Linked DNA regions of Homo sapiens: regions 1, 2 and 3 are each linked to region 4. Evidence: chromatin contacts called from ENCODE Hi-C or POLR2A ChIA-PET data. All regions are on one chromosome and are shown on one strand. Each heading gives the region's core, a stretch centred on a gene start or an enhancer-like site at or near the end of the contact. The rest is flanking DNA. Distances are from core to core; before and after follow the strand shown. Region 1 holds the start of DNAJA1 (DnaJ heat shock protein family (Hsp40) member A1). Region 2 holds the start of CREB3 (cAMP responsive element binding protein 3). Region 3 holds the start of BAG1 (BAG cochaperone 1). Region 4 holds the start of NUDT2 (nudix hydrolase 2).

The links. Hi-C counts contacts between places; a loop is a spot of excess contacts on that map. ChIA-PET counts read pairs that join two places held with the same protein, here RNA polymerase II (POLR2A). Pooled maps may share reads with other maps.
Region 1: a pooled map shows a loop between it and region 4 (15-fold over the local background). The contact joins the promoter of DNAJA1 here to the promoter of NUDT2 in region 4. A Hi-C loop is called at or near these places in 6 of 50 pooled maps.
Region 2: a pooled map shows a loop between it and region 4 (16-fold over the local background). The contact joins the promoter of CREB3 here to the promoter of NUDT2 in region 4. A Hi-C loop is called at or near these places in 2 of 37 single-sample maps with no recorded cell type and 11 of 50 pooled maps. POLR2A ChIA-PET finds 5 or more read pairs at or near these places in 1 of 52 experiments (activated CD8-positive, alpha-beta memory T cell).
Region 3: a pooled map shows a loop between it and region 4 (15-fold over the local background). The contact joins the promoter of BAG1 here to the promoter of NUDT2 in region 4. A Hi-C loop is called at or near these places in 8 of 50 pooled maps.

What each region holds. Positions count from the first base shown.
Region 1 is chr9:33,023,823-33,026,522 of GRCh38, reverse strand. DNAJA1 (DnaJ heat shock protein family (Hsp40) member A1) reads right to left here and starts at 1,250. Exons shown (of 9, transcript NM_001539.4): 1 at 1,140-1,250; 2 at 1-48. The coding sequence starts at 38. It also overlaps a transcript of APTX not described here. RefSeq lists enhancers at 600-669, 626-1,220, 1,198-1,492, 1,815-2,410 and silencers at 770-909, 1,190-1,339.
Region 2 is chr9:35,731,218-35,733,917 of GRCh38, reverse strand. CREB3 (cAMP responsive element binding protein 3) reads right to left here and starts at 1,252. Exons shown (of 9, transcript NM_006368.5): 1 at 1,017-1,252; 2 at 775-922; 3 at 636-703; 4 at 433-522. The coding sequence starts at 1,145. It overlaps TLN1 (talin 1), which reads left to right and starts at 1,723. Exons shown (of 57, transcript NM_006289.4): 1 at 1,723-1,843. MIR6853 (microRNA 6853) reads right to left here and starts at 996; the gene lies at 923-996. RefSeq lists enhancers at 1,127-1,216, 1,267-1,316, 2,117-2,166 and silencers at 1,447-1,606, 1,647-1,936.
Region 3 is chr9:33,263,311-33,266,012 of GRCh38, reverse strand. It overlaps BAG1 (BAG cochaperone 1), which reads left to right and starts at 1,305. Exons shown (of 7, transcript NM_004323.6): 1 at 1,305-1,789. The coding sequence starts at 1,339. CHMP5 (charged multivesicular body protein 5) reads right to left here and starts at 964. Exons shown (of 8, transcript NM_016410.6): 1 at 866-964; 2 at 1-3. The coding sequence starts at 934. RefSeq lists enhancers at 757-996, 1,527-2,116, 2,247-2,296 and a silencer at 1,177-1,496.
Region 4 is chr9:34,328,280-34,330,979 of GRCh38, reverse strand. NUDT2 (nudix hydrolase 2) reads right to left here and starts at 1,411. Exons shown (of 5, transcript NM_001161.5): 1 at 1,381-1,411. It overlaps KIF24 (kinesin family member 24), which reads left to right and starts at 1,712. Exons shown (of 13, transcript NM_194313.4): 1 at 1,712-1,874. RefSeq lists enhancers at 1,466-1,655, 1,191-1,698, 1,786-1,885, 1,986-2,045.

The DNA.
Region 1 (2,700 bases), core at 1-2,500, 1.3 Mb after region 4:
ACCCCCAAAACATCGTAGTAAGTTGTTTCTTTCACCATCTTCTACTGCCTGAAATAAGAAAATGCAACTTTAACCGGCTTTCAACTGGTAGCTTTTAATAAAAAAGAGAGCTAAGGCCGAGCAATCTCTTTGCAAAATCCGATTATAAGAACACCACCTTCCCTAAATTTCACCAAAAAGGTAACAATTCCTGCGATAATTCAGCTATAAACTCGAACAGACAAAACAAATAATCATTATCGGGAAATAATCTGAGAGCCGCCTTCTAGCAGCTGGTTCCAATTTTCCTACACCAAAGCTTCCATACTAATATAACACAACTATTATCTGGATTCTTCCCGTTTGCCCTAGAGGCGGTGACAGTTGTAACCAAAAGAAGCACTGATATGTTCAGTCTACCGGTCATTACACTATCACTGTCTTTGGCAAATCTGATAAACTCCATATACTCTCCAGAAAAAGACGTCTGGGCACACAGTGGTGGGGGGGAGTGGTTTATAGAACAGGTTACTGGCTCCACACAGCAAGCCCTCCACCGCCCACGGCTTACAGCTTCTCCAGCCGAATCCCTCTCGCCCCTCAGGCTGGCAGAGTTTACCTGCCAGGTTTCCCCTTGCACTTGGCGCTGACCGATTTCCTTCCTTTCTCCCTCCCACCCTGGACCCAAGTGGCGGTGGGGAAAGCCCAGCCCTCAACAAACAAAGGGAGGGGAAACAGAGAAAGCGAAACCAAAAGCCGCAGTCTCCGCCCGGCTCCCCCCGCAGCCCCTCGCCCCTGCCTCCCTGTGCGCGTGCGCAGGGTCGCCAACCCCACTCCCCCCCCCCACCCCGAGCGAGCACGGACGGGGAGGGGGGCCGCGGGGGCGCGCACGGAGGGGCAGCCGAAGACAGTAGCTCCTTGGAGATCCCAGGCTGGGGAAGGAGGGAGGTCTAGGAAAGGTCTCGGGCCCATTCACTGTGCGTGCCGGGGATGGGTTGCCAGGGCACCACACCAGCCCTCCAAAAGGGAAATCGTGGGCCCAGGAACTGACAGCGGTCCTACCCACGCGGCCAACTGCCTCCCGACCGCGGCTCCATCGGTTTCCCGGCGCCAATGGCGCCAGCCAGGGGACTAGGGGCAGCGCGAGGGCTCAAACTCACCGGTGCGGGCTGAGGCCGGTGTGTGAGGGAGCGGGAAGGAGCGCCGAGCTGTGCGCAGCCGGGGTAGTTACCGCTCCTCCGCCTCTCACCGAGCGTTCTGGAAAGTTCCGCCCGGCGCGCCGCAGCCGTCCTCTTTTGTAGCCGAACCCGGGCGCGTCACCCGCCGGAAGTCCCGCCCTTCTCGGCCGCTGCCACCGCCCCGCCGTTACCTGGGCAACGGCGCGGGGGCGCACGGGTCGGGAGGAGCTGCGCCGAAAGGCCTTGTGGGTGTTGGTGCTAGCGCGGCTTCCCGGCGCTCGTGGAATCTTCTGGAGCCCTTTTCTCCACTCAGCGAGCCTGAGAGTGCGGAAGTCTCCGGCTGGTGGGGCATGGCCCAGGAGCACTGCAAGTCCTAGGGTTCCCAAACCTGTGGGGTGGCCGCCTGGGCCCGCGAGGGCGGGAAGGGCTCGAGTACAGTGACCCAGCGGGAGCTGTGTGTGAACGGGAAAGCTCTTGGAACAGTCTTGCCCCCCCCCCCCCCCCTCTTACGGGCGCCTCTTCTCTTTTTGGGAACGTGGCGAGCAAAAAATGCTTGAGCCAGGTGGGTCTAGTCCCCAGACCAATAGCATAGGCCTTGGGTCTTGCTGTTTTTCACGCGTGGTCCAAGGCGGCATAATTAATCAAATTGTGAAGTTGTTAAGGCTTTTTGTGCAAGTCCAGGCCCCTAGACACATGTTATCTGCCCTGGACCTCGCTGATTCGTGCAGATTGAGCTCAGTGTGTCTGGGACTGAGCTAAACAGTGAGACGTTTGGACCGTCTTTGATGTACAGAGGGCCGTGGACTCCTCTGGTCAGGTTTTCACCCAGTTTGGCTACAGAGTAGCCGCAAGAGTGTCTGACTAAAACAATTTGTTTAATTATTTGACCTCACTTTTAAATCCTACGGGTCAGGGAACCTGGATGTACAATCTGCAACGTAAGACCTCGGACTTGAAAATGGTACCACGGGGGCTTAATGGGAATTGGGGTCCGCTTCTTTATCCAGGGACACAGCAGGTATGTCAGTATCTAGCACCAAGAAAGATGGAGTTTGCCACGCTCGGTGGCTCACGTGTGTAATCCCAGCACTTTGGGACGCCAGCGTGGGCTGATTGCGTGAGCTCAGAAGTTTGATACCAGCCCAAGCAACATGGTGAAACCCCGTCTCGATTTAAAACAAAAACAGAACTGGAGATGCAGAGTTGAAAAGCCCCAGTTAGACTTTAGTGAGAAGCCAAACAAGTCAACAGACTGCCAGAGAAACCATGAGGTAGAAGTCAGTAGGGGAGAGCCTCCTATATTAACCTGATAGATCAGAGAGAATTTCTTTGGGAAAGTGGCAATTGAGCTGAGTTTTGAAAATGGGAGGAGAGCAGTGGACAAAGCACAGGGGAAGGCTATACTAAGGTGTGGAAGAATATGATGTTTTTAGGAAATTGCAACTAATTGGATATAGCCATAGCTAAGGGAGCTAGAATAGCCGGAGGTGAGGCTTCAAAGCTAGTTAGGGCATGCCTTTGTCTGTTGGTATATATGCTACGC
Region 2 (2,700 bases), core at 3-2,502, 1.4 Mb before region 4:
GTGAAGTTGCCACTCATTGCTTAAAACTGAAAACTAAGGATTTTACATTTATTCATGTACTGCTTAGTCCAACCCTGTTGAACTCTCTAAACAGTTCTACCATTCAGCAAGAGGTGGATTACTATGAAGCCAACGAAGTGTCAAGGCCCTTCACTTACACAGTCCTTTCCAAGGCCCAATACTAATGTTGCACTGATAATTTTGAGTTATTTTTTTAACAGAACACCAAAATTTGTATAAGCCCAACAAAAACGAGGATCTGCCCTTGCATCTGGCATATTGTGTACCTGCCTCAACTTCCTATTAGCAATAAATCTACTAAGTTTCTCACCTCAATCCTTTTTTAAAGTTATTGATATAAAGTTAACAGAATTTGCCTACTTGGGACTTTTAATCCCTTTTCAGCCTTTGTTCAACCAATGAGAGTCTTACCTTAGTGAGAGGAAGTGTCTCAGGCAGAATAAGCCCCTCCTTCTCCAATAGACTCTTCTCCTCATCTGTCAGTACTAGCCTAGCAATCTCCTAGGGTAACAAGAAAGTGGACGGCAGTTGCATGGGGATGTCAGAGAGGAATGGGGAATCCTGCCCCCACCTGGGGAATGTGAGAGTAATCTCCTGAAAATCAAGTCAAGTACCTGCTCTGCCAGCTCCTCCATATGCTGTGGAGTCATCTGGGTCCCCTCTTTTCTACAGCTCTCACTCTCTGCAAAAGGGAAAGTATGAATAGCCAGGCCCATGAACCCTGTCCTCCCCGCAAACTTATTTCAGACTCACCTAGATCCATAGAGACAGTTTCCCGTGGGAGGGAGTAGGTGTGGTCATGGTGGACAAGGCAGGGGTTGGAGGAGCTGAGAATGTTCAACGACGCTGGGGGACTCAGCAGGGAGCACAGCAAATCATCTACTTCCCAGTCGCTCGGTACCTGCGCAGGGTTCCAATGAACAGGCCTTGACCTTATCACCATCACCTGACTTCATGGACATCCCACGCTTTCCCCAGTCAGAACCCCAACCTACCTCAGAAAGCGGCAGCGCCCAGTCCAGTGGGGCCCTCACGGCCTCATCGGGTGCCGTCCCCAAATCTCCACTTTCCTCTAGCAGGAAGGCCAGCAGGTCTTGGTCACCAGCATCCAATTCCAGCTCCATTTGGGACAACTACGGAAAGGGTGGGCCACCGGGCCCCAACGTCCGAAGCCCAGACACGAGCCCCAGGCCAGCTGTAGGCCTCGGGCACCTATCCACTGTCCCTCTACGGCCGGGATTCCCCGCCGGCGGCTTTCCATAGCCCTCTCCGGACCCGCCTCCCAGGCTCAATTCTCCTCAGCCTCCAACGCAGCGAAAGTGACGCACCCCACCCCGTGGCACTGTGGGACTTGGAGTTCCCTCCAACTGAGAAGAGGCTTGGGTGCAGCGCCACGTCCCAGGGGCTATGCAAATGTAGGGGACGGCCCTGCTGCCGCCTCGCACCCCGAGGGCGGGGGTTCCGGGGCTCCGGCTCCGCCTTCTACCCCAAGCTAGAAAAAGGAAGAGTTCTAGCCTGAAAGGGAACTCGGGCGTCGTCCTGGCGTCCTCTCCGGATTGCGCCGCACCCTCGCTTCCTGCCAGGGAGGGGCTGCCGGGCTTTGGCGGCTCCCGAGCATCGAGAACGGGGCCAGAGCAGCTTCCTGCCTGCCCCCCGCGACCATAGAGCGCGGGCCCAGGGCGCCGCCCGCGGGTGGGGGACGTTCCCAGGACGGAAGTGGCCGAGAGAGTGTCGAAGGGAGGGCGAGGCCGGAGCCCGAGGGCGACCCGAGAAGCGGCGGGGCGGCGGGCCGGCGGGCGGGGCGCAGAGCCAGGCAGCGCAGGTAGGCCAGACCGGGCCGGGCGGGGGCCTTAGGGTGGGGCCGCGGGGCCTGGCCCCGGGGCGGGCGGGCCCTGCCTCTCTTGCGTGTCCGGTTCGGGTCCTATTAGTTGGAGAGGTCAGCGTCCAGCGCATCTCGGCTTGAGCTCGGCGTGAAGTAGGCCGTCTTGGGGAAGACAGGCCTTTCCTGGGAGCAGTCCTATGTCTGGGATAGGCTTTGGGGAGCGTGAGGAGTCGGGTGGCAGCGGGGCGCAGGGCGGGGACGGGCTTTGGTGTTAGCTGATAGCGGGCATGTGGGTAGGAAAGCTTTGGGTGAGTTGGGGATTAGGTGGGGTCCGTTTAGGAATCAAGGGTCGCTATAGGAGTTAAAAGCTGGGGTTAAAACTTAAGAGTTAGTGTGAGTCAGGTCCGTTTTAGATAGGTAAGGTTTAGATTACGGTCATTATCTTGTTTGCTGGGATGGCCATCATACGTCATAATTTGAGTTCAGGGTCAGGTTAAGGGTCAACAAACAACAGGAATCAGGTTAGAGCTTGTTTGAGGGATTAAAGAATGTTGGCATGGTCGGTGTTAAGGATAAACAGTGAAAGCGTGAGTTAGGAATCAAATTATAAATGAACTTTAGGCTTAGGGGTCAACATTTAGGGTTAACATCAGGGGATTTGGTGCTAAAGGCAAAACTTAGATCAGTTTCAGGGATCAGGGATTGGATATGAGTCTGTGCTAGGAAAGGGATGAATGTCCAAGCCGGTACTGGGAATCAGGAAACAAATTAGAGGTGGGGTTAATGTTAGGAATTTGGGGCAGCTTTAGGGGTTGTGGTTTGAGGCTAGCATAGTTGACCTTGAGCAGATAAAATTT
Region 3 (2,702 bases), core at 56-2,555, 1.1 Mb after region 4:
CACCTTAGGGGAAAATATCAAATGCACTGGTAGTTACTGCAATACACTTATTCCAGAAGGGGCAGGTAGAGAGGAAGGAATACAGAGGAAGAAAAGAGGAGCTTAAGGGGAAGGGTGAAAAACAGTGGTTCACAAAGAAGGGTATTCCCAACCAGAAACCCTGGGCTTTATAAATTATTCTCTTACCCCCCGCCACACTGCCCCGATTCTGATATACCAGGTAGCCTTCAAGTGGGTTGGGGCAGAAAATAATTTGAGAATCACTGAGTTGAGTTGGAATTTCCCTAGAATCAGAGACTAGCCAGGCTGAGAGTTCCTCCAAGAGGCACATGAAATGGGCCAGTGCCAAGTGAAACCAGCTGATTGTAGATCTAATGCCATTCCCTAAATCGGGGATGGTGGCTTAATCTGAGGGGCTAGGGTTCTGAGTTTTGTGTTACTGAGATCCAGGACGAAGGCACAGATATGTTGACCTAGGATATCAAGCTGAGTCCTGATGTGGACTGGGGATGACAGATGGAAGAAGGGTAAGGGATCAGGCAGGATGAGGTGGGAAGGGTGTATGGGCCTAGGGCTGGGTGAGGTGAGAGGATCAAGGCGAGAGCGAGTGGACGGGCAATGGGCATCAAAACGGGTTGGGTGCTGGCAGGGCAAGGCAGTGATGGGGTTAGGGGTTCCCTGGTTTGTGGCGTTAGGAATGACTTGGGTAACAGGGATGAAGGGGAGAAGGTGAGATAGAGAGGGACGACGTGTAAGGGGCCCAGGACCCGAAATGAAGTGGAAGAATATGGGCCCGGGGCTGGGGGTGGGCGGGGTCGGGTGTGTCAGAGGTCCTGAGCCTACTTATGCATGATCAAATGCCCACCGTGCCAATGCAGTCAGTCAGGCTGGGCGGCGGAGCCTTGGGTTTCGCTTTCCCGAAGAGTCGGTTCATCTTGAGCAGCCGCGAAGAAACCCAAACACTAGAGCAAAACCAGAAACGGAAGCAGAGTCACTCCCGCCTCGACTTCCGGCCCCTCCGTGCGCAAGCGCAATATGCCTCCTGGCGTTTCCCGATTCTTTTTCCGGATTTTCAGCCGGGTCTTCCGGGGATGGAGAGCAAAAGGACTTGGTGCTCTCGGAGAGAGCCTGCAGGGGGCGGGGTGTTGGTAGAAGGAGTGGGAGGGGTTTTACTGTAGCAAGGCGGGGCCTCAGTTGAGTGGGTGGGGCCTGGAGGCAACTAACGCGGCATAGGGCGAGGGCGGGGCCGGCAGGCCGGGGCGGGGCTGGGAAGTAGTCGGGCGGGGTTGTGAGACGCCGCGCTCAGCTTCCATCGCTGGGCGGTCAACAAGTGCGGGCCTGGCTCAGCGCGGGGGGGCGCGGAGACCGCGAGGCGACCGGGAGCGGCTGGGTTCCCGGCTGCGCGCCCTTCGGCCAGGCCGGGAGCCGCGCCAGTCGGAGCCCCCGGCCCAGCGTGGTCCGCCTCCCTCTGGGCGTCCACCTGCCCGGAGTACTGCCAGCGGGCATGACCGACCCACCAGGGGCGCCGCCGCCGGCGCTCGCAGGCCGCGGATGAAGAAGAAAACCCGGCGCCGCTCGACCCGGAGCGAGGAGTTGACCCGGAGCGAGGAGTTGACCCTGAGTGAGGAAGCGACCTGGAGTGAAGAGGCGACCCAGAGTGAGGAGGCGACCCAGGGCGAAGAGATGAATCGGAGCCAGGAGGTGACCCGGGACGAGGAGTCGACCCGGAGCGAGGAGGTGACCAGGGAGGAAATGGCGGCAGCTGGGCTCACCGTGACTGTCACCCACAGTGAGTGTCGGGCGCCAGGTGGGCTCCATGCAGGTCCCGAAAGCCCGGCGGGGTCTGTGGGTTTAGTCACGTGTCCTCCAGAAGCGTGTGACCTTGCGCTTGTCCTGGCGTCCGGAAGCGTGGGTTATTGGTTGTGTCCGTGGAACTGTCTTTTGTCCCGGGCTTGTGTCTGTACACTTTTCCATGTGGCCGGTGTATTTTGTCTCTGGTCATTTGTGCGATCCTGGGTGTTTGAGCTTCTCCGTGCTTTACGTCGTGGGCCTGGTTGTGTTTGTGTGCCCGCGCAGTTATTGTGCCCTTTGTGTCAGGCATATATTGGGCCATGTGGTCTACGACTGCTCCGTGTGTGATAAGTCAGAACTTCGTGCATGCCGGGGTGCTCCTCGTGTGCTGAGTGCCTTCTCCGTGTGCGCCGCTTGAGTTGGCCGTGGGTCCAAGCGTTGTACTCTGGGCACCCTTTGGGTCTGCCTACTGTTGGAGTTGACACACCACCAAATGAAGTCAGTACACCGGAGAGCTGAGTCCATGAGGTTTCTCTAGAACCAGCTAGGGGAGGCCCAAGGGTCTGGGAATCTGGAGACCTGGATTCTAGATCCTGCGGTTTTGAGTGACCTTGGGATGGACGGCTTCTTCTAAGAATCCGGTTTCTCCTCTGTGAAGTAGATTTGGTAACCCTGGCTCCTGCTGACCTCACGGAGCTGTTGGGGGAACCAAACCTTGGTGTAATGTACTGTACACAGGCTCCCTCCTTGCTGTCCGCATCCCTGGAAAAGAATTGGCGTCTCTTCTTCAGAAAGAAAGGCTCTGCTGTTCGTATGCATTTGTCTGTTTACTTAGCACAAATCATGGATGCACTCAAGTGTGTTCAGTGGGAGAGACTTGGAGGAAAACAGTCACTTGCCCATTACAGCAA
Region 4 (2,700 bases), core at 162-2,661:
TAGCTACCTTTTTTTTTTTGAGACGGAGTCTCCCTCTGTCGCCCAGGCTGGAGTGCAGTGGTGCGATCTCTGCTCTCTGCAAACTCCGCCTCCCGGGTTCGTGCCATTCTCCTGCCTCAGCCTCCCGAGTAGCTGGGACCACAGGCGCCCGCCACCACGCCCGGCTAATTTTTTGTGTTTTTAGTAGAGACGGGGTTTCACCGTGTCAGCCAGGATGGTCTCGATCTCCTGACCTCGTGATCCGCCCGCCTCGGCCTCCCAAAGGGCTAGGATTACAGGCGTGAGCCACCGCGCCCGGCCGCTACCATTTTTTAAGAAGTTACTACTCGCCAGGCGTTGTGTCAAGTGCTTTACCTTCATTATTTCACTTAATCTTCACAACAACCCGCTGAGGCATTACTGCCATTTTTCAGAAGAGTAGAAAGGGAACTATAGCTCAGAGATGTCTGGGTAAGTGACTCAAATGTAGGTCTGCCTGACTCCTAACATCAATGATCTTAACCTTAACTCTATAATAGCGTTTTACATTTGACAATTTGATTGCATTCAGTTTTTTTTTGTTTTGTTTTGTTTTTGAGACGGAGTCTCGCTCTGTCGCCCAGGCTGGAGTGCAGTGGCGCGACCTCCGCTCACTGCAAGCTCCGCCTCCTGGGTTCATGCCATTCTCCTGCCTCAGCCTCCCGAGTAGCAGGGACTATACGTGCCCGCCACGACGCCTGGCTAACTTTTGTATTTTGTTTAGTAGAGACGGGGTTTCACCGTGTTAGCCAGGATGGTCTCGATCTCCTGACCTCGTGATCCGCCCGCCTTGGCCTCCCAAAATGCTGGGATTACAGGCGTGAGCCACCGCACCCGGCCTGCATTGTTTACGCTGTCCCTTTTTTGTTTGTTTGTTTAAGGCGGTGGGGCTCTTGTTCGACTTTCTTTACTTCTGCTATAACTGCCACGATATTATCCATTCAATAACTGAAGCAATTAGAAAACATAAAATCTCTTTTGGAAAGCAGGCGGGGTTTAATGGGTAGCAACAAGTGAAACTGAGGCCCAGGGAGGGGAAGGTTCGGCGCCTGGGCCTCTGGGCCCTAAACCTGGACCTCTCCCGCCTCTGGGATTTGGACGACCCACCCTATCCCCACTCCGACGGGGACAAGCAAGGCTCAGAGTCAGGGAACCTCCCTTCTCCCGGTGCAGACAGGAAAACTGAGGTCCTGAGAGCGGATGGGACCTGGCCTGCCCACACCTCACTGCCAACTTAGAGGAGGGCGCATCCCTCTCGGGCCCTGCAGCGACCAGAGGTTTGCCAGAGGCAGATTCCCATCGCTCCAAGGCTCATTTCCTCCACTGAGAACTAAAATCAAGTGGGCCCTTAAGGGTACTCACCCGAAGCAGAAGGAGGTAGGAGGCGGACCTTGGACGGAAACTGAAGTACACCGGCCAATCAGAAGAGCCTGGTTACGCTTGGGCCCATCAATAGAATTCGGCAGAAGGATCTTCGACCCGCCTCAAAGGTGCGCGTCTCACACTGAAACGTCGCGAGATCTTCCCTCAAGCGGAACGATTGGCTGAAGGTCGGAAATTGAGAGTTACGCCCACGGTTTCTTCAGACCTCTGATTGGTCTTCCAGAGGAGAAGTCAACGAACGTCAACCGATTCCTTGGATGCCCATTGGTGGGCGGTGCGGGACTGGCGACGCGCGGGCCACAGCGCGGGCGTTCGAACTGGCGCTTGGCGGCGTTGCCATGGAGATGCGGCCTGGCCGCCGCCGGTGGCTCCCGGGTTGACGGGACTGTTAGGTTGCGGGCTTTGGGGCTCACTCCCGACGGCATTGTCTTCTCCTCTTCTCAGACAGGGCAGACCGAGGAGTTTGGACCGAGGTGAGAAAGGGCGGGGAGAATAGAGGAGGGGTAGGTCTGGTCCGGAACCGTGGCGCCTGCCCGCGGACACGGGTGCGCGTGACGTCGGCTGAGCGCGGGAGGAAACTGGCAGTTGTGAGGGAACCGAGAGTTGGCCCCTCTTGGCTCTTCCTAAAGTTCACCTACTTTCCTATCTTTCATCCCCATATCTCTGCCTTTTCTTCAGCAATTATCTTGAACGCCACTTCTCTCACTTTGGGAGACTAAACTCTTGAGTCCCAAAGCCTTCTTGCTTTTGAACCGATAAGCCTGACCGGCACCTCTTTTAGGGCATTTCTATTCGCCCTTGGGTTGTTTACTTCCGGGAAGCCCGTTCGCTTCCCTTTTCCCATAAAATTTTGAAGCCTTTGAGGTAAGGCAAGCATCGTTCACAATGTCTTGCACATAGTAGATTTTCAGGAAATATTTGTTGAGTTGAATTTAATTTACAAGAAATAGATTGGATTCCTCTTCATGCCCTGCCTTGTTGTCTCTCTGCTTCAGAGACGATTTTTTATTTCGAGGCTAGGGGGAGGCCACCCTAATCTTCAATGCAAAAGGACCTAAAAGTCCACACACAGTCCACAGCTGGCCTTTCTACTCTTTGTGAAAGGCTAAACTTTTTTGGATTGGTTGCTGCAACTCTTCCTGCATCTGTGGCTTTTAGCCTTGGTCTCCCAATAATTTTATTAGACTCCTTTTAGTCTTTGCTTAAAATAAACCATTCTGTTGCTGTATGCCAAGATAATTTATCTCCCTTTAGCTTCTTAGTGACCGGCAGCTATTGTCACATTTTAAGTGTGCTTTG